2 separate regions of the Mus musculus genome follow, and region 2 is linked to region 1. Evidence: chromatin loops called from intact Hi-C (ENCODE). Cell type or tissue: gastrocnemius. All regions are shown on one strand. Links, peaks and the distances in the headings refer to the core of each region. The heading gives the core; the rest is flanking DNA.

Region 1 (10,844 bases), core at 3,553-8,552:
GCTCGGCGCAAGAAGAGCAGACACACCTGAGCATGCATGGTGTGAGGGAGTCGCTCCTGGAATGGATGTGAATTTGCCTTGCTCCATTCCTTTGGCTTCCGTGGAACCCTGCCTCAAATGCCTGCTGGGGCTGAGGACATCAGGGAAATGACCTGCAAGGAAGGCACTGTTGCTCCGAGATACACATCACTGCTCTTGGCTGCACGGAGAGGCTCAGCTCATTCCCTTCGCCACCAGATTTAAGTTGCAGGGAGCATGCATTATTTTTTCATTAAAAATTTATTTTGGAATGGATAGCCTTCAGAGACGTAATTAGCCACGTTATTTCCCTCCATTAGCTGTCCCTGGTGTGCTCAGGAATGTCTTGTCCCTTTTCCTCTCCATTTCACTCTTTCCATTCTCCGCACAATCTGGGCTGCAGCGTTTCCCCAGCCCTCCACCCCCCCACCTGCCCCGTCATGACCGCGTGCAGCTTCCAGAACAGCTCTCCCCACGGGGCTGCTGGGAGCAAAGTCCTCGGGGACAGCACGGGATTCAAAGAACTGTCACCCCAGCTTGACATTACTTGGAATGGTTCCTGTGGGTCATTTTTAGTGTTGTAGCCAGTAAGCTGGAAGGTGGGTTCCCCAAGAACTGGGAAGTGACCCAAAAGGCAACAAATAACTCCTAGGCACCCCAAGTAGTACAGAAGACTCATAGTGTGGGTGGGTTGCTCTGGTTCAGGGAGACCCCAACCATGTCAGTGCTCAGAGGAGCACTGTTGCCTCCAGCTCCACCCGCGCCCTGTTCCTATCACAGGTGACACATGACACGCAGCCATCTCCAGCATTGTCAGAAATACCCCGCTCTGTGGGAGTGAGGGCAGAAAGCCTGACACCCAAAAATCTAAACTTATCCTAGCTCCCTACAAGGAGGGGCGAAGAGAAAGGTACAACAAAGTAGCTCCAGTGTGCATGATTTCTATGAAGAGCCCTGACTGTCCCAGATCCCAGGGGTCCTGGGAGGTATACTCTGAGGGGGCTGGTACTAGTAACAGAGATGCAGTGAATGACATTTCAGAATTGTGCCACGTGGTATTGGCACGAAGGGAACGCAAGTCAACTCGGCTCCTCACATTGGTCTTGCTGCTTTGTGCTTTCGTGTGTATGTGTGTGTGTGTGTGTGTGTGTGTGTGTGTGTGTGTGTGTGTGTGTGTGTGTTTAGGTTCCAATATGCAGAGGAGCAGAAACTGACAGGTTCACAGGGTCTTTGAACATGGGCACAGATGTTACTACAAGCCTCAAGGAATCAGGCGGCATCTTGACTGTCTTCATCACGGTGATTTTTATGAACAATCCCTGGGCATAGTGAATAGCAATGGTGAAGCTGTGGGTGAAGTAAGAACTGGGTGCTGGTGCCACTGTGCTTGCCAGCCCTGCTGGACTCTTTACAGACACTCCCTCATTTATCCTTCAAGCCCAACAGGCATTACCACCCCTCCCCACAGGGTGCCGGGGAGAGATTCATACAGGGTAAGAAGAGATGGTGTCAGACGGATGACTTCTGTTCCGCCTCCCGGGAGGAGTCTCATTGTGTGGAAGATGGTAAATGGTACAACAAAGCCTGCTGCCAGGAGCAGCAGGCTCAGGGTATCAACCCACTCCGCGGCTGGCAGGTGTCGCCAAGAAACACACAAGTCACCCAACACCAGATGGAATCACGCTTTAGTCACATAGATGAGAGGGAATAAGAGCAACTTCAACAGTGGGTGTCTGCCCCCCTATAACCAGAGGTCTCAGTCTGCCACCAACACGGGATGATGACCTTCACATGGCCTTCTGTGCCATAGGTAAAGGCCCTCGCTCTCTCTCCACCTGGAAGAGATCTAGCAGGGAGGCTGGCCAGGAGCCATATGACGCACAAGCTTAAGCAGAACAAAGGAGCGCTCTTGGAGCCTGGAATGGGGAAAAGGTGGTTGCAGCAAAGTGATGTGCCCCACAAAAGCTTAGTGTAACCTTTTCTCTTGGGAGAAAAGGGGTTTAGTCCCAAGCCACTTTCCTAAGGCTGTGCAAGAGTCAAAAGCTACATGTACTGGTCACTTGTCCCCATCTGGATTTAGACACAAGTCTGCCTGGCACCACAACCCAAGAGCTTTCTTACCTGCACTCAATCACTCCTCTGCAGGCTCAGGTAAAGTCTGGATATGGTGACACCAACATTCCTGTGCTAGGGAAGCAAGAGATAGGCAGGACCCAGGGCTTGCTGGCCAGTGAGCCTAGCCTACTTAGTAAATTCCAGGTCAATGACATACTATTTTAAACCAAAACCAAAATAACAAGGTAAAAGTCTGAAATGTCTGGAGGTAAGAGTCCTCTGATCCCTGGAAGGCCCCCTCCCTCCTCACCAACGCAGCCCATCAGCTAACAGCCAGATTCCTAAGGGCAAAGATGGCCCAGGTGGCCTTCTGTAATGCTAATCCCAAGCATGCCAGTCCAGAACCTACGGCTCTCATGCCCTGAAGCATCTCTATGCATAGATACTTAAAGCAGAAATCTGGAGAGAGAAACAGAGAGAGACAGACAGACAGACAGAGAGCGAGAGACAGAGAGAGACAGAGATGCATAAAGGGAAAGTAATAAACTGGCGTCCAAACTCTTTGGCAATTATATACACAAGTGGAAGCAGGGACTCTTTAGCTCCAGGAGACCCAGGAGACATAAAGTGCTGGTAAGAATCTGCAAATGAGACCGGAGAGATGGCTCAGGGTTGAGTGTTTACTGCACAATCATGAAGACAGGAATTTGGATGCCAGCACCTATGTAACAAACTGGGCATCTGGCACAAACCCGTAACCCCAGCTCTGAAGTAGAAGAGGAGGAGACAGAGTAGTTGGGGCTTGCTGGCTTTTAGGCTAGTGGGGAAAGAGGGGGCCCCAGGTTTAAGATGAGAAGCTTCCTTCGAGGGGGACATCCAATGCCTCGTCCTGGACTCTGAGCACACGCACATGTCTTAGTCAGGGTCTCCATTCCTGCACAAACATCATGACCAAGAAGCAAGCTGGGGAGGAAAGGGCTTACTCAGCTTACACTTTCCACATTGCTGCTCATTACCCAAGGCAGTCAGGACTGGAAATCAAGCAGGAGCTGATGCAGAGGTCATGGAGGGATGCTGCTTACTGGCTTGCTTCCGCGGTCTTGCTCAGCTTGCTTTCATATAGAACCCAGGACCACCCACAATGGGCCCTCTCCCCTGGATCACCAACTGAGAAAATGCCTCACAGCTGGATCTCATGGAGGCATTTCCTCCTTTCTCTGTGATAACTCCAGCCTGTGTCAAGTTAACACACAAAACCAGCCAGTACAGTACACAATTGTGCACACACACACACACACACACACACACACACACGCATGAACATACACTCATACACACAAATAAATCCATTTCTTAAAGAGTATCTGAAAATATGTGGGTCAGATTCAGGCCCTTCGTGCTCTGTGGAGTTCCTTGAATTGCTTGAATATTAAGCCTCTGTATCGTTTCTATGAGGCTGCAGTAATACGAGTAGCCGGGGCTGGCTAATTTGGAGCAGAGTTATGACCCAGCATTTGTACCCAGGGAGCTGAAGGTTAAAGGAAGTTCAGCAGATGATCTACGTGCACCACACTCGGTTTAGAAACCAAGTTGCATTCAGCAATCAGATTGTTCCTACTCCTCTCTGGCCAATCCTCCTCACTTCGAGAAGCTTGCAGTTAATTCTCCACAAGGTGCATTACTAATGTGGAGGAACAGAGGCATCCGTCATCAGCCCCTGTCATCCACGGTGAGGAACACCCACGTGGTGTCTCCTGCTTCCCACGTTTGACTTGGAAACCTCACAGACCTCCAAATGAAGCTGCTCTGAGGTGTGTGGAGTGGATTCCTATTCCACTCAGTGCCTATGGGTGCTGCCCACCCCTCCAGCTCTGCCGAGACTGGGACAGCAGGCCAAGGCGCAAAGGCTCTCAGTATCTTCCCGTATTTGGATGGGGAAACAGAGGGAGGCAAAAGACAGGTGCTACCGGGCTGTCAGAGATTTCTGCAGTGCCTCCAGCCAGCAGAACACTATCAGACAATGAAACCGTGAACTGTGTCTACGCAAGACTTCCATATGGACAGCTCAGTTAATAAAGTTACGAAGGCAGAGATTGGCTGTGTTCTGATTTCATGGCTGGGGAGTCCGGGGGATTGGTAGATTTCAGATTTGAGGTCAGACTCCAAGTTCCACCTTGGAGCTCCTGACTGCAGTTTGGTTTGTGTAATGACTAAAGATGCTTTCCAGCCAGGACAGACCTGAGTGGAAAGGCACGTAAGGCTGGAGGTAGAGACCGTGACTCTGGAGCCAAGAGTCGCCGCTTTCTCAGGTCTGTTTAACAGCAACACCTACCAGACATCAGGAAGCTGGGGGCGGGGCACTAGAAGACTGAGCACAAAATAATCTGACATTGACCCTGGTGTAATGGAAATCAGGGTAGGAGGGAGAGAGACAGGTACAAGGTACAGAAAGGGGTGGGAGAGGATGGCAGTTACTCTACTTGTCTGTTTTCTTCAAGACAGGGTCTCACTATTTAGCCTTGACTGTTCTAGAACTCACTCTGTAAACCAGGCTGGCCTTGAACTCACAGAGATCTGCTGTCTCTGCCCCCTGAGTCCTGGCATTAAAGGCGTGCACCCCTACACCCTGCAGCTTCAGTTATTTCATTAAGTTATTCATCCAGTTGGTGCTCAAATCTACTGTCTTAGTTTGCCCAAGACCTTGCTCTGGGTATATAGGTAACTAAAGCAGAGGGTTGGGGAGTTGGCTCAGTGGACAAAGTGTTTGCCATGCAAACATGACTACCTGAGTGTGGATCTCCAGTCACCCTGTAAAAAGCCATGCATACAGATGTACACATCTGTAGCCTCAGTGCTGGGGACAGAAACAGGTGGATCCTTGACCAACCAGTCTAGCCAGGTTGAGTGAGAAACCCTGTTTCAAAAATAAGGTAGAGAATCTCACACACACACACACACACACCAGGAACCACTATTCAAATGCTAAATTGTGGCCTCCTATGTAGTCTTACATAAACCTACTCTTGGTCTCCAGATCAGATATACTGATTTGGTGTTTTGGAAAATCATCCCTAAACCTGAGGCTCTAACTGTAGTATTATGAGCTCTGGTACTGGTCTGGTAAAACAACAGCCAGAAATAGGAAGTTGTAGCTCACCTCCTCCAGGAAGTCCGCCCCAGCTAGCCAGCCCACTGGATCCATTAACTCAACCTCTGACACATAGCCTGTGTACACTGTAATCTGGAGAGGGGGGTGGTCTGTAGATTTACTTCCTTGGCTTCTGTGTGTGTTCCAAGGTCATTGTGATGGCAGTTCCAGGGCCTTGTGACACACATCTAGCTGGATTTGTTCAAATGTAGGGAATCAAGAGAGGTCCAGTTCATCTCTTAAAAGGAAGTCCCCTTTCCCTGGTTCCCTGATCACTAGGGAAGAGCTGGACACAGGCCACTCCCAAGGCAACAAGAGGGGAACATGACTACCCTTTCTCCAGAAAACAGCCTCTCTGCCAGGCGATCAGCCACCTTCATTCTGGTATGTTCTTTGATTTGATTTGAGAGAAGGTGTCTCTGTGCTGCCCAGGCTGGCCTTGAACTTGTGATCCTTTTGCCTCAGCTTTCTGAGTGCTGAGATTATAAGCTTATGCCACCACACCTGACATGTTCTTCATCAGTCCCAAGTGCCTGCCTCCCATAGTCCGGTTTATAGCGGGACTCTTTGTCCCTGCTGAATGGGAAGGCTGGCCATGGAACGGAGAGCAAGGGCCGCTTACCTTCAACAGCAGCCACAGGTTAGACATCTACATCCCTTTTTACCTTATTGGCGGGGGGGGCAGGACTTAGAACTCAGTATGGCTTCCTCCCCAACTGTGTCATTCTAAATTTTTTGAGTTTTAGAGTTGCAGCCTCTCACTGTTTTTCTTTGGTGCTTTTGCCAACAATTCTGGTATGTTGCCACCAGGTGGCAGTAGTGCTTCTGTTACTAGGTCCCAAGCCCAGTTAATAAACTATTCCGGTCCACCTGAGTCATGAAAATTTTCCACGCACTATTTTTCAAAATCATAACTAATTACAATGACCTTAACAAATCTCAAGACCCATTTGTCATGTGATTAATAGGGCGATATATAGAAATGCAAAACGAGCACTTGGGGTTTAAACGTTACACGTTTATTGCAGATGATCACCAAGCTTTGGATTTTTTTTCTATATTTCTCCCATTCTCCAAATTTAGAGAAGGCTAATACTAATAATAATGAATAAGCTGCCACACAGCAGTCGATGTGTACAGATGGTATTGTAAATGCTTTGTTTATAGTCACTCCTTCTCATCCCAGCCCTTTGAGATGGGATGTGATCAGGCTATTATCATTTGATGAGTGAGAAATAGATCTTGGAGACTTCAAATCCAGTCAGCTGCTCTCCAGACTCAGGCAAGCAGGCTGACCAGTCCTCCTCATCGATTCGTGAAGGCCCAAACGTGGAGCTGATTGCCAGCATCAAGGAGACCTTACTTCTCAAAGTTACCTGTAACTCCTAGTGCCCCGTTTCTCAGGGTTGATCCAGCAGATAAAGCGTGTGTGAGTTATTAAAGAGGGATGTTCGGTCTAGGGAGATGGCTCAGCACTGAAGTTCTTTTCTTGTAAACATGACGACAGAGTTTGAATCCCAGAACCCATGTGAAATGTTGGGTGGGTATGGTCATTCCCCTATAATCCCAGTCCCAGAAGGCAGAGATAAGAGGATGCCAGGGGCAAACTGACTAGGGGAATTTAGCCATATCAGTGAGCTCTAAGTTTGGTTGAGAGACCTTGCCTCATTGAGTAAGGTCAAGCAGGCAATCAAAGGTGATTCCCAGCATCAATCTCAGGCCTTCATGTGTACTCATAATATGTGCACACACGCATATCACACACACACACACACACACACACACACCACTGACAAACAAAGGGAGCTCGTAGCCCACCTGACCTGCAGATAGGGAAACTGACCTGCCTGTAGTCAATGGCTCACTGTGGCTTTTAAAGTCAAATGTTTCCCTACTTCCTGACCCCTGGCTCCTCACTCCAGCCTCAGCCATCCAGGAAACTGTTAGGAACTCGTCTCTGTAGGCTGTTTCCCCAAACTTTCAGAACCAGAAGACCCTCCAGTGATTTCAATACATTTTTCATTTAGAGTCCCGTGTCTACACATTCAGGTATTAAGAGAGAGATGGGGGCAGCTCTGGCCAGCGCGGGTGGATTCTGTCCAGCAGCTCAGGTCTCTCTGCAGTGTGGTACTTCAAGAGCCTCCTCTCTTCAGCCTGGGGAGAGGGACATTTTTGCACCCTTAGTTGCTATTTTGTAAATGCTTTTCAGACACTATCCCTTACCACTCATACGCAAGTGTGTGGCACACAAGTGTGCCTACCACACGCGGGCCAGGCGTGCGTGCATCTCCTCACATGAATATTCCTGCGACCGGCTGCTTTATATTTTCAAGGAAGATAAAATAGAGCACATGAATTGTTTACTTGGTGTTTATCTTAATCTTTCTATTATCAAAGCAGCACAGTCAAAGTAAAACATAAAATACGATTAAAAAAGGAAAAAGAGATGTTTACACTCCTTAACTTTCAAGAGAGTCCCGGTAGCTTTTTGGTTTGCTTTTGAGACTGGGTCTGATGCATCCCAGGTTGGCCTCAAGCTCACTGCATAGCTGAGAGTAACCTTGAACTTCTGGTCCTCCTGCCTCCACAGGTGTGTGGAATCGAACCAGGCATGTGGTTCTGGGGATCAAACCTGGAGCATCCAGTGTGCTAAGTGAGCACTCGACCAACTGAGCGACATCCCTAACCTCAATGACTAATTTTTTTTTCTTTAAATTTTATGCATATGGGTGTCCTGGCTGCATGGACATCTGTGCCCCACACATGTGTTTGGTGCCAAGGAGGCCAGAAAAGGGCATCAGGTGTCCTGGAACTGGAGTTACATCTGGTTGTGAGCTGCCATCTGGGTGCTAGGAATTGAACCAGGGTCCTCTGGGACAGCAGCCGGTGCTCTTAACTGATGCCATCTCTCAAGTCCCACTGTTGTTCTCAATAGAGAACGTTTTCTTGCATTTTCTTCAGTATTTTTACTATTATTTATTTAGTTGCTCTTGTTCTTGAGGTAGGGTCTCACTATGTAGCTTCATACGGCTTGGAACTTCCTATGTAGGCCATGATGTCCTTAATCTGAGAGATTCACCTGTTTCCCAGGTGCTGGGTGGGGTTACAGGCATGTGCCACTGTGCCCAACCTTCAGTCTTTTGTAAAAAATGCATATGAGCTTATGTATTACAGTTCTTATACTATGTAACAGACACAGTATACAAGAGGTATTACTGTGAACACTGATCCGGCTGGACTAGAGACCCCGAGTGTAGACGGACAGTGCTACTGTCAGACCACACAGACTACACGGAGAGGTGGTACTGGTGTGTAGGGAGAATGTCTGGTTTTAAACTGTGTACTCTGCTTTTTTTTTCCTGTTAACATTTGAATGTTTCCGGATTATTGTTCATGCCTTGTCAACATGACATTTTATATGCCTCACGGTATCCCAGTATATCCCACAGTATATATAAGACATGGCTTACTTAATGATTCCCTTATTGCAGAGATTCGGAGTACTTACATTTTTCATTTGGGTGAACATTACTGTCCTTCCTGGATTTTCGTTCCCCACTTATTTTCAGCAATTTCCTTTGGATAGAGCATTCTAGAACGGAGTCAGAGCCTAGCACTTGAAAACCACCTTGCATTAGAAGGGAAGCCCACAGACTCCAGCGGAGGACTAATCTGGTTGTTCTTACCAGGAGAAGAGAAACCCCCCCATTGACAAGGCAGAATGGGACAGCTTCTTCGATGAGAATGGTCACTTGGCCAAGTCACGAGACTTCATTTGCATTAACATCCTGGAAAGGGTATGGTCCCTGGGCTACCCTCAGCCACACCCTGGCACTAGGGGGTGGCCCAGAGGGCAGGGATCAGGCAGGGCACTGGGCAAAGCCCTCTGAATATTCGTCTTGAGAGTTCATGACCTCCATGACCAGGGACTACACCCCTTCGTGAGGACAGAAGCCTGGAAGTTCCTCACAGGCTACTACTCGTGGCAGAGTTCACGGGATGAGCGGCTCATGGTGGACAGCAACAGGAGGTAGAGCTTTCCAGACCCTCTTTCAGTGGAGAGTTGTTGGGGCTTCAGGTGGCATGGGGTGCGGGGTGGGGTGCCCTCTCAGCCTAAAGACTCAGGTCTCTTCTTCAAATGGATTCCCTATTCTTAGAAGACCCCCTGATGCTTCCTGCATGGGACCCACACGCAGTAGATGTAGCCAGGTTTAAGCTAGCACGTCCGCTCCAGTTCCATTGAACAAATAAGTGGCAGGCAGAAGTTTGTCCTACTTTCCCTTATCACCTTACTCCCAACCCCACCCTTCCCTACACAACCTACCCGTGAAGGGCCTAGTCCTCACATCACCAACTGCTACCCCCAAACCCCATGGCTGAATGGCCTCCTGAGTCTAGGTTCTACCTCTCTGCCCTGTCAACATCTGTTCCCAGTGCCCGGTATGGGCTTCTCCTGTCCTCAGGTTCAACAGTCCTGCAGGTGTATCTGCTGACATTTCAAACACCTATCTCTTTCCTAATCCTGGCTCCCTCATCCCAGAACCTTCCATCTGACCGTACCAGCTGCCTGAGGGGCTATTTTAGTGTTAGGGCTATCACTGTTGGGACGACACACCATACTCAAAAGCAACTTGTGGAGGAGGGACCTCATTCCATAGCTTACAACTCTACATTGCAGCCCATCACTGAGGGAAGTCAGGGCAGGAACCCGGAGGCAGGAGCTGATGCAGAGGCCATGGAGGAGTGCTGCTTACTAGCTTGCTCCTCACACCTTGCTCAATCTGCTTTCTTTATAGCAGCTGGGACCGACCCAGAGGCAGCACCTCCCACCGTGAGCTGGGCCCTCCATATCTATCACAAGTCAAGCAGATTAGTGACAGGCTTACCCATGGGTTAATCTGGTGGGGGTATTTTCTCAATCAAGGTTCCTTCTGCTACAATGACTCTAGGTTGTGTCAAGTTGATATAAAATGGACACCCAGGGAGTCTCCATCAGCTCAACGCTCTACCAGAGCTGGGTGTTCTTTGACTCCCTCTACTCCTGGATCATTCATTTGCTCTTCCTCCCTCCACATTGGTCCCCCCATTATCTATTTCCCAAAGCCCCACCCTTGGGCTTCTGGGATTGCTTAGAGGATGAAGGCACCTACCACCACGCCTGACAATCAGAGTTCAATCCCATAGTGGATGGTGGAGAGAGTAGACTCTCACAATCTGTCCTCTGACCTTCACAAGAATGTGGTACACACACACACACACACACACACACACACACACACACACACACTGAATAAATAAATGCAAAAACTCCATCCTTGCTTCAAGGCCAGGATCAAGCAGGGCGCTTCCTCTAGTGTGCTCTGATTGCCTGGAGGATCTTCATAGGTGAGTAGCACACAGTCTTGTTTGGGAAAGAATTCAATTCAAATTCTAGCATTAACATCATATTCTTGAGTGAACTTCTCAGCTTAAGGCTTAGTCTCCCCCTGCACTGTCAAATTTGGGGTCACAGTACAGTTCGCAGAGTAGTTACAATGACCTCATTATAGGAAAGGGCATGTATGTCATCGTGCACAGGGAAAGAACAGCTATGGTTCATGTTGGTGGGGATGCCACCCAAAGC
Region 2 (10,844 bases), core at 2,156-7,155, 140 kb after region 1:
TATTCTGAGGATAGGCACCATGGTCCCGGAGGTGTCGTCCTGCCCTGTCAGGACACACACAGATTGAAGCAGTGCCTGGGTGCCAGCAGCCCAAGGTCAGAGGAGGTGACATCATGGAGACTTTTGGGAGAAATTACTTGTCCCAGTGAGCTCTTTGATTGGGACCAAGCTTACACCTGAGGCAGGTTGTAGGCCCAGGGTCATTGCATTTCTAACTTTTCTGTTACCTGCTTTTACAGCCCAAAGAAGTGCAGAGTGTACAGGCTCAGGCCCTAGAGCTGTCTAAGACCCAACCTGTGGCTATGGTAAAAACAGTGCCTGGAGCACACCCTGTACCAGTGTATGCCTTTTCAATGCAAGGCCCCACCTACAGAGAGGTAAGCCCCCACTATTCAGCACTGCCTCAATCTAAAAGGCTTAGACTCCAGCCAACAGTGAGGTGTAATTGGAGAATCTGGGCTTTCTCAGGCCTATATTTGCTCCGTATTCTCCATTGCTCTCAGATGCTCCCCATGGAAGCTCGAAATAATCTTAAGCCACTCTCAGCCCAGCTGGGATGCTGAGACAGCCAAAGCTATGAGATCAACCGAGACTGTTGGTCAGTGGCCATGACCAGTGCACATGGCGACCTGAGAGAGCCTCCTGTTTGCAGAGATATGCTCAGCATGGCCAAAAGAAGGAGAGTGAAAACATGCCACAAACCCCCTGTCACTCAGCTCAGTGTCTCAGCCCAGCACCACTAGAGGCACCCCAGTCACCCCTCTAACTTCCCACTCTTCAGGAGGCTTCTCAGACAGTCGGCTCCATGAAGAGGAAGTGCTCCCACGAAGATTGCTCCAGGAAGATCATCAAGATGGAGTCCACAGAGGAGAACGAGGACAGGTTGGCCACAAGCTCCCCCGAGCAGTCCTGGCCCAGCACTTTCAAGGCCACCTCCCCTCCCCATCTGGATGGGACTTCCAACCCTGAGAGCACCGTCCCTGAAAAAAAGATCCTCCTGCCCAACAACAATCATGTTACCAGTGACACAGGGGAAACAGGTAGGAGGATTAGGCAGGGAACACCTGTGTAAGACTGTCATGCCCTCAGATATCTGGAACACCCCAGGCCCCACCTCCACATTCTAATCCCACCTGGGCACTCAGAGCCATCAGGACTCCCATGCCCGAGCTGCTCTGAGCAGCCATTGAATATGGCACTGGTGGTTTACCCTGTGCTTGCTATGATTTCAGTGTGGGACACTGGAGGGGCTATGCCTTAGCCCTGCCTCCTTCCCTCCGAAAACTGCTAGTGCCAATCTCTGTGCTCTGGGGACATAAACACTCCATCTCCTCCTAGCACACACAGGACAGGGTATCTGTCATCCCCAGCCCATTGGACAAGGATTCTCCTGGATGTCTCACCCTAGCCAGTGGCCATTCCAGGAAGGATTTAATGCTGCCACCCCCTCTCCTTTTCAGAGGAGCGAGTTGTGGTGATCAGCAGCTCAGAGGATTCGGACACCGAGAATCTGGTGAGTAACACGGACTTCAGCCTAGGACTTCTGCCTCCCCTTGTTCAAGGTCCCAAAGGCCACAGCCACAGCAGGTGACTCTCAGGCTCACCTGGCACCTGGAAAATTTCCCAGCCAGGCAATAAAACCTAAGTCATACCAAGGACAGTCTGCAGGCACTAGCTGCATGCTTATTGCGTTCTGACCCTCTTTCTGCATCAGGCAAGAACACCTCTACAATGCTTGCTAGGCTGCTTTCTCCAGGCCATGTCCATCCTCTGTAATATCTTCTAGATCTGGAAGCGTCTCTAGAGTTTCTCTAGAGCTTCCTTGTGTACTTTCTATCTGCTAAGTACTCATGAGGAAAGGTAGACAAGAGTTCATTCCCTGGTTAATCAGTGAGCCGGGCATTGTGGTGACACACACCTTTAATTCCCACACTTGGAGGCAGAGGCGGATATAGATCTCTGTGAGTTCAAGGCCAACCTGGTCTACAGAGTGAGTTCCAGGACAGCCAGGGCTATGTAGAAGATTCTGACTGAAAAACAACAAAGTCAGTCGATGAAGGTTGGTGATAGGTAGAATGTGCCCATGGGTGACAAATAGTGGACATCTTAGAGTAGAAAGAGCTTATTTGGATTTGTAGTTTCAGAGGGTCAGTCCATGATCATCATGGTAGGGAGCTAGGCAGCAGGCAGCAGGCAGCAGGCATGGTGCTGCAGCTGGAGCTGAGAACTCACATCTGATCCACAAACACAAGTTATAGAGAGAGATGGCTAACTGGGAATGACATAGACTTTTTTTTCTAAAGATTTATTTATTTTATATATATGTGAACACTCTGTAGCTACCTTCAGACACACCAGAAGAGGCCAGCCATCAGATCCCATTACAGATGGTTGTGAGCTACCATGTGGTTGCTGGGAATTGAACTCAGTACCTCTGGAAGAGCAGTCAGTGCTCTTAACCTCTGAGCCACCTCTCCAGCCCCAACATAGACTTTTGAAACTTCAAAGTCCACTCTCAGTGACCCACCTACTCCAATAAGGCCACGCCTCCTAATTCTTCCCAAATAGTTCCACCAACCGGGGTCCAAGGATTCAAACATATGAACTTATGAGGAGTGTTCTCAGTCAAACCATCTCAGAAGCCCTATGCAAGAGTCTAGTTCATGTTAGAAACCTTTAAAGGCATCTGGTAATGAAACCCGTGACTCTTCTGTACCTGGAGGCATGTCATCAGAGACTAGGCTGTTACGTGTCCAGAGGAAGCAAAGCATGAGGAGAGTAAGAGGTTAGACTGGAGGTCTCTGTGGTCCCCAAGCTCACAGTCCACGATTCTATACTGGAGAGTGTACAGAACCCTCATTACCAGCAGTCACCTCCCTGCTGAGTACCTGAAGAACCTCCCACCTATGTTGGACCCCAGCAGGACCAGCAGTCTACACCACAGTGCCTGCCACCCACGGAGTTGGTCTTCCCATCATCCCACTGAGCAAGCTCTGACTCTTAAGTCTAGTCTTCCAGTCAGCCTTCCACTTGCCAGAAGTATGCTGCTGTCCTCTCTCAGATCTGCATTTTCCCACACAAAGCAAGGAGAGCCACCTTCCTTCATCACCCTTGGTAGCCTGTCCTCCAGGGGTACTGTACCTCGACATAGGGCTCCTCCTATTGCTCAGGCCACCACTCTGGCCACCACAGGGCTTCCCAGGCATCTGCTGATGCGCACACACAGAGAGAGGGCCATCACCACACTCTGCTGCATGCCCAGAACCTTCCAGTCCCTTGGACACTCCCTCCAGGGCTCCCTCAGGTTTCACCAGTGGCTTCTCCATGGCTTTTCAGCCAAATGCTTCTTCCATGGGTGGTGCTCAGGAATTAGGTCCCCCACCCCAGAGATTCTAACAGAGCCCCACGGGGGAATTTCCAAGTTCAAGGCCCTCCTTGAAGTCTTTGAAATTTCATTAGCACCACCAAGAAGCCACATCTCTACCAGTCCAGGCCTGGGTCCTCTATCAGACCGGCCTCTGAGAACCTGACTTCTTTCCTCTTCCGTGGCTGCTTGCCACCCCATCTCACTCTGCAGTCTTATGGCCAGATATCCCTGCCTATGAATGCAGAGATTCTGTCCATCCCAAAGCCTGACAGGTATGACTGCTCAATAAATACTATTTTTTTTTTTTTTTTTGAGACGGTTTCTCTGTATAGCCTGGCTGTCCTGGAACTCACTTTGTAGACCAGGCTGGCCTCAAACTCAGAAATCTGCCTGCTTCTGCCTCCCGAGTGCTGGGATTAAAGGCATGCACCACCACGCCCGGCTTTTTTTTTGTTTGTTTGTTTCAATAAATACTTCCACATAATCTCTGTTGTGAACCCTTTTCCCCATGGCCATCAGATCCTGTGCAGGATCTTCCCTGTGGTGCCGTTTAGCTTTCTTCCCGCCACACTGTGAACATCCAAAGTGGAAAGCAGGGCAAGGCCTCTACTATAATATATTCCATCACTGGTGGCTTTGAGGTCCAGCTCTTAGAGTGCAACCCTATCTCCCCAGTTTGTCTCAGACATCTCCCCGCCTCCCCTCTCATGGAGGAAAGATAGGACCATCTGCCCCACCCCACCCCTAGATTTCTTCTTCCCCTTCATGTCTTGCTTTCTTTCTGGTTGATTTCAACACCCACCATCTGACCTCCACTCCTTGACAACTCAAGGATCTTCAGCCTGTCAGTCACTTCAGCTGGCAACCATCAGCATGGCCACACTTCGTGCTTTGACACCATCTCAAAATGGACTGACTGCTCTGACTCAGACCACAGCCTCAAATCTGTCACCTCCTACCAGCTCTCCCTTTTTCAATCATTATCTCATGGAGCTCTGCTGGCAGAAACAACCACAGGAAGATTCCCCGGGGCCCCATTGACTCTCTGCTGCCCCCTGGAGACATGTTAGAGAAAAGCCACAAAGGAAGGCAAAGAACTAAGGACTTCTGGTCATGCCCTCCCGTTCTCATTTGGCTCCTCAGGGACACTTCTCTGAGCTTCATCCTGACCCTGACCCTAGCCTGTTGACTATACCTTCTGCTCCTGGTAAGAAACTGAAGCCCTTTTGGCGGTGTGGGAATTGTCAGCATCTGCTACCTAATTACAGATTTGTCTGCTGTTGGCACTTCCCTTCATCTGCCACTTCTGCCTGGTTGGAGGGGAAGTCTGTCTTCCTCTAAGACCCACACCTGAGTCCTGCTCCCCTGCTCCCCTGCCCCCACCCTGTGAGGAGGCTCACTCTATCTCCTGCTCCCCCGCCCTTGTGTCTTCTGATTCATCTACTTCCTTCTTGCCAGTCACTGCCCGCTCCCTGCTTCCCCCTTGGCCTAGGCTTCTCATCCTACTTTCTGCATCTCCACACCATGCCTACACCCTCTACCCATTTGTTGGCACGAGGGAAGCTCCAGGCCTCTCAGCACCGTGGTCCTAGATAGTCCCTAGCATTCCTGACTGGGTCAGCCTCTCCCAGAAGTCCATCTCTCTTTGCATTTCTGGGTGCTTCGTTCCAGGTCTCTTTGCTCTTGTAAAGGTTGTTTTTCTGGCTTTGATTCTGGCTTCCTTTCCCCTGTACTGGGTACAGTCTCTGGGTTAGGGCAGCCTGCTCTGACTAGTTGTTGCTCCTGCCTGCTAGACCAGAATGCCAGGGTGTACTGGCAGCTTTGCCTAAAGCCTTGTGTGTGTACTGTGCACATTCTCTCTGTCCCTCCCCCTGGATTACCACTCTACCCTCTGCAGAGGTGCATTGCTGAGGGCAGGGCACCTCTTGTAACTGTTTCTCACCTGTAGCCAAAATTTGGTCCTTGCCTTTCCGTTGTTGCCTATATTCTTCTGTTAGCTGGACATTACTTTCTATCTCATCATCTTTGATAACGTTCAAGCTACTGGCCCCGGGATGGAACTGGAAACCTAGGAAGGAACAGTGGAGAAAAGTATTCCAGAGGTTTCCCTGGGCATTGTATATGGTTGAGCTCAGGAGATGTCACAAGCACTATAGCAGGTGGGGAGAGGACAGTGAGATCCAACCATCCGTGGGTTATCAGGATCACCAAGGGAGGAGGGAGATACACAATTCAGGTTAGGAAGAGGTGATCATTGCTCACTGTGCAGAGCAAGCCTGGGGGTAGAAGAGTCCATTGCTTTTATGTGTATATATGTATATATATATATATGTGTGTGTGTGTGTGTGTGTGTATTTACAAATACAAATTTGCACTTTGCAGTTTGGAGGGACAGATAGTGCTTCAGGGTACCCATCCCTATCTTCCCTATCTCCTTTCTTGTAGGGCCTTTGTTTTACTTTATAATGAGGGGCTGTTCTATAAGTATTGGCCTGCTGAAGTGCCATCTTTTTCAAATGAGACAGTAGGGGTAGGCAGGCCTCAGAATGGCCTGCCCTGCATTTATGTCCATTACAAGACTTCCCTGTCCCAGGGGAGAGACCGTGCAAGGAGGAATGTTTCAGAAGAGCTCATCTTGCTGGATGAGGCAGCTGGGTCTCAGATGTGGAGAGAAGTCAGGTCCTAGTCTCTTGTAGAGCCCATGGGAGGAAAGCTGTGCTTAAGCTCTGGAAAGATGGGTGGGGCCCTGCACCTAGCCAGGGCCACTGTTTGAAGAGTCTTGCAGCAGAAGAGATAGGTAGTCTCACCCATTTTTTGTGACAGATGACTAGAGACCTTGACAGTATCAGAGCAAGCAGGAACTGGAGCAGCCTGTGGCAGACCCAGCAAGGATGACTGGCAGAGGAAGGGAGGCTCATGAGCAACAGCTGGTGTAGAGATGCCACCATGGTACTGATATGAGAGGCAGGTGCTTGACTGAGAATGTGGGAACCGTGTGTGTGTGTAAGAGCAGAGCTGCCTGCAGAAGGGCTGGAGCCGCAGGCACAAGGGTCCTAGCAGCTAATTACATGGCCTAGTTTGCTAATATCTGTGCCTTGTCTCCAAGGCCTTTAAGAGCCTTGGAGCTAGGAGTTAGGAGTTTGTGTCTGTGAACCCCAGAGACACACGTGTCTCACTAAACTGAGCCCAGCTGTAGCTGAAGCTTAGGCGTGAGAAAGTTCTTCAGGATCGAGACTTTTGCTGAGCATCAGTGGAAGATTCTAGATGGCTCCCTAAGCTAAACACTGGCTTCCCAAAAGGAGTTGACTTTTGTCTGTTCAGCTTGTCATCAAACAAGGCATGAATGTCCGTGTAGACCGGAGCTTCTCAAGCCTGGCTGTGCACCGAGGACTTTAAGCAACTGCACATTGCTGGATCCCACCCCCATAGATTCTATGTCCCATGAACAGCCTGGACTTCCTATGCTACTAAGGCCTAGCCAAAATCAGGCATTGCTGAACGGGGGCATTCGGTGTGTGGAAGAGAGGAATGTTCCTTTATTTGGAAGGGGGTGACATTTAAGTTAGTGGGTGTGATACAGAAAGGACAAGAAAGACTGGCTCTCACCTCCATCGGAGAACAGGGAAGGGAAGAGAGCTTATGGCCCATGGTGACACTTAAGTCTCCCATCCCGGTCCTTGGTCTCTCATCATCTCACTCCAGTGTTGTTGTTGTTTAATTCTTTGGCCTTCTCTCAGTTGGTCTTACCCCTGCCTGCATGAGAACTCTCTTTTCTCAGCCCTATTCTCTCCTGCCTCCACTTCTCTTTCCCCCACAAGCAAGTTTCCTGATTTTTTTTCCATCTCTCTTCCTCCTTTCTTCCCTCCCTCCACACTCAGCTATTCTGATATTTGGAATAAGATGGATGAGTGAGGGCTTCTGATGTGCCCAGAGACTCCCTTGCTGAGCTAGGAGGGAGAGATGCTGGTCCAGATGCTGTGTGTTCCCTTCCTATAGACCCTTGTTTTTAGAGATGTCTTGCTTAAATGGTCCATTTAAGCCAAGTTGGTTTGAGATTTAAGAGAAGAGGCGAATAAGGAGTTTTTAGCCACCTAGCTCAAGTACATGGTGTACCAGTGAGACCAGCCTCTGCCATTAGTGCATGGCAATTCCTGGGGGTTTGGGGGAGTGTGGGGGCTGTGCCTGGGCTAAAAAGACAGATCCTGCCTTTCCTTTAGCCACAGCTCAGAGGAGGGAAAGGGGGGCATCCTGTTAGTGAGATACCTACAGGTTCCCTCAGAGAAGGCAGATCTAGAAATGAGGTTTCCTACCATAAGTGATGAGGCATGAAGATGAAGGCAGTAACCAGAAGGTAGAGCTGTGGAGCGCTCCAGGTGTTCTGCTCTGAAGACTGCCTTCAAGGCCTGAAGGGACATCGTCAGGAGGAAAGAGTCAGGTGGGCGCACCTGGGGCCCAAAGGGGCTTTTGGTGTAAATGCTTGAGGTCAGAAGGAAGATCTAGGAAGAGGCAGTCCGTGTGCGATGTCACTGAAGACCTAGGAAGAGGCAGCCCGTGCATAGACGAATTGACTGGGCCAGTGAGGCAGCTCTTCAGCATCTGGAGAGGGTGAACCCAGACCAGAGAAGGGCATAACCAGGGTGGCTCAGCTCTGCCTACCAATCCAAGTGTGAGGATAGACACTGGGAGTCTAAGGACAGAAACCCGGAGCAAGAGTGCAAACTCTGGAGGCCACTCCAGAAAATGACGTAATTTTTCCGTGGGGAAGAGAACAGTCTCCTGCTCTCAGCTCGAAACTAGGAAGATGCCTCCAGAAAGGCCCTCACAGGGATGGCAAAGCAATGTGGGGTGTCTGGGTGTAAGGCGGGCTGGGAGGAAGTTGGGGTGCCTGATGCAGGACTACAAAATATAAGTTGAATGAAAAGCAACTTCCTTTAGGAGAGCCCAGCCCTGGTTCGCTTTCTAGTGAGCACCACAACTTCTCTTGGCTGAAGGTTTGTGAAAAGCAAGTGTTTTGGAAGGGTGGGTGATAACCGCCACGGCCAAAGGTACTTATTTCAGGTCACAGCTTGTAGTCCATCATCCAGGGAAGTCATGACAGGAACCCAAGACAGGCACTGACTCAGAATCTGTGGAAGAATGCTTTTTACTGGCTGCTGTTCTTCCTGGCTAGCTCAGCCTGATCTCTTATACACCCAAAGACCGTGTGCCCAGGGATGGCACCGCTCTCAGTGGGCTTTGCCCCTCCATATCAATCACTACTTACGAAGGGAGGCATTCTCCCCACATTGTAGCTCCCCCATCTCAGATGACTCTAGCTTGTGTCAAGTTAACAAAAACAACAACTAGGGCAGCAGGCATGTTAACTCTCTCTGCAGCCAGAGGTGTTCTCCAGAAGCCACAGCCCTGGCTCATGTGTGCAATCCTTACATGAGACACATCCGGTTCACACCTGCATACACATTTGTGCGTCCCCACTACTCCACCCTCTCCTGCGCACAGAGAGGCTCTTACTGTGCAGGCGGGTATCATCCCTACAGTTTCCTGTGCGCACACTTGCTCCAGAGCGCAGACTTAACCTCGCCTTGGACCTTCAAGGCCTCTGAACTCCTGACCTGTTGGCTTCTTTGTGTTGCAGTCCTCCCACGAGTTGGACGATAGCAGCAGTGAGTCCAGCAGCCTGCAGCTGGAGGGCCCCAATTCCCTCAAGGCCTTGGATGAGAGCCTCGCCGAACCCCACTTAGAAGACAGGACCCTGGTTTTCTTTGACCTCAAGATTGACAATGAAAGTGGGTTTCCCAAGACCTACCTTACCTCTTTTTAGCTTAGTCTCTGAGTCCCCAGGGAAAATGCAGGTAGAGCCACTTCTAAGGCTCCTGCCAGCCCCTAACCAGCCACGACAGCCAGGTGGACAGAGGACTCTGACACACCTGAGATACCAAGTGCTGCCATATCTGCCTGGAGTAGAACCAGGACGTGAGAGGGAGATGTGTAACTCCACAGATTCACTTCTGACAAAACCTCTGTGGAGAGATTGGGAACAGTGTATAGGCCATAGTTGACCTTTTAGAGACAGGGTTTCTCTGTGTATCCGGGGCTGTCCTGGAACTCACTCTGTAGACCAGGCTGGCCTTGAACTCAGAAATCCGCCTGCCTCTGCTTCCCAAGTGCTGGGATTAAAGGTGTGAGCCACCACTGACTGGCAGTAATCTACTCTTGACCTTTGGCTGTGACCACACGTTTCCTAGAACAGGGCCCAGATACATGAGGAAACCTGCAGAACCCAGGTTACAGAGAGTTGCGACTCCTTGTCCTGGAAGCCCCTAGTCTTCCTCTCTGTCATCCTTGCCCTGGTTCCTCAGCTCTGACCCTTTACTCAGCCAATAGTTATGGGCCCTGTATTGGGGCTAGCCCAGCCATCCAGAATCATCAGGTATTTCCATAGCACACACACACAAAAAAAAAAAAAACCCAAAAAAAAAAAAACAAAAAAAAACAAAACCCAAACAAACAAACAAAAAACCTATCTTTGGGCTTCAGGAGGAGTCTCTGGGCAATGCTCTTAAGGGATGCAGCCCAGAGCTCTGATCCAGCAGGGACTGATGGGGTTGGAGGTAGGAACAGAATAGAAGGCGGATAAGAAACACGCGGGGTCTCTGTTGTAGGTGGAGGCTGAGAAAATACAAAATGGGCAGAATTCTAAGGGTTGGGCAAACTGCAGGGCAGGAGGCATAGGAAGAGCCAGCTTCAGGACGGGTGAGCCATCCCCGCCCCCTATCGGAGCCAGGTAAGAACTACATATGGAAGATACTTGGTTCCTGCCAGCAGGCTTCAAAGTGGGATTTCTAGACAGTGGGTCAACAGCCCGATCCCTTGCACTCAACCCAGTGCCTCCTGAACCCTGAACCTCACCGTGACCTTCTTTCCTGCCTAGCCCAGAAAATTAGCCAGCTGGCCGCGGTGAACCGGGAAAGCAAGTTCCGTGTGCTCATCCAGCCCGAGGCCTTCAGTGTCTACTCCAAAGCTGTCTCCCTGGAGGCGGGGCTCCGGCACTTCCTCAGCTTCCTCACCACCATGCACCGTCCCATCTTGGCGTGTTCTAGGCTGTGGGGGCCGGGACTCCCCATCTTCTTCCAGACCCTGAGTGATATTAACAAGCTGTGGGAATTCCAGGACACCATCTCAGGTTTCTTGGCCGTGCTGCCCCTCATCCGGGAACGCATACCCGGCGCTAGCAGCTTCAAACTTGGGAACCTAGCCAAGACCTACCTGGCGAGAAACATGAGCGAACGCAGCGCTCTGGCTTCTGTGCTGGCCATGAGGGACTTGTGCTGCCTCCTTGAGATCTCCCCAGGACTGCCGCTGGCCCAGCATATCTACTCCTTTAGTAGCTTGCAGTGTTTTGCTTCCCTGCAGCCCCTAATTCAGGCCAGCGTCCTGCCACAGTCCGAGGCCCGCCTCTTGGCCCTCCACAATGTGA

What was found. Hi-C counts contacts between places; a loop is a spot of excess contacts. Peaks named below come from ENCODE experiments on the same cell type or tissue, not always from the same donor. Only the 100,000 strongest peaks of a DNase experiment are listed, where the experiment ranks them.
Region 2: a loop joins it to region 1, with 5 times the contacts of the local background. A loop is called at or near these places in 11 of 42 quality-filtered maps.

Annotation. Positions count from the first base shown.
Region 1 is chr9:58,365,027-58,375,870 of GRCm38, reverse strand. It overlaps Tbc1d21 (TBC1 domain family, member 21), which reads left to right and starts at 5,416. Exons shown (of 11, transcript NM_028854.4): 1 at 5,416-5,605; 2 at 8,911-9,018; 3 at 9,148-9,251. The coding sequence starts at 5,546. 1700072B07Rik (RIKEN cDNA 1700072B07 gene) reads right to left here and starts at 5,367. Exons shown (of 3, transcript NR_040727.1): 1 at 5,231-5,367; 2 at 2,140-2,200; 3 at 1,688-1,934. In gastrocnemius, for the core only: a CTCF peak has its summit at 6,025 (motif pointing right); a DNase peak (open chromatin) is centred at 6,016.
Region 2 is chr9:58,220,024-58,230,867 of GRCm38, reverse strand. It overlaps Pml (promyelocytic leukemia), which reads left to right. Exons shown (of 9, transcript NM_178087.4): 5 at 240-377; 6 at 782-1,040; 7 at 1,461-1,513; 8 at 9,003-9,153; 9 at 10,299-10,844. It overlaps Mir6385 (microRNA 6385), which reads right to left and starts at 9,718; the gene lies at 9,614-9,718. In gastrocnemius, for the core only: a CTCF peak has its summit at 4,419 (motif pointing left); DNase peaks (open chromatin) are centred at 4,466 and 4,715.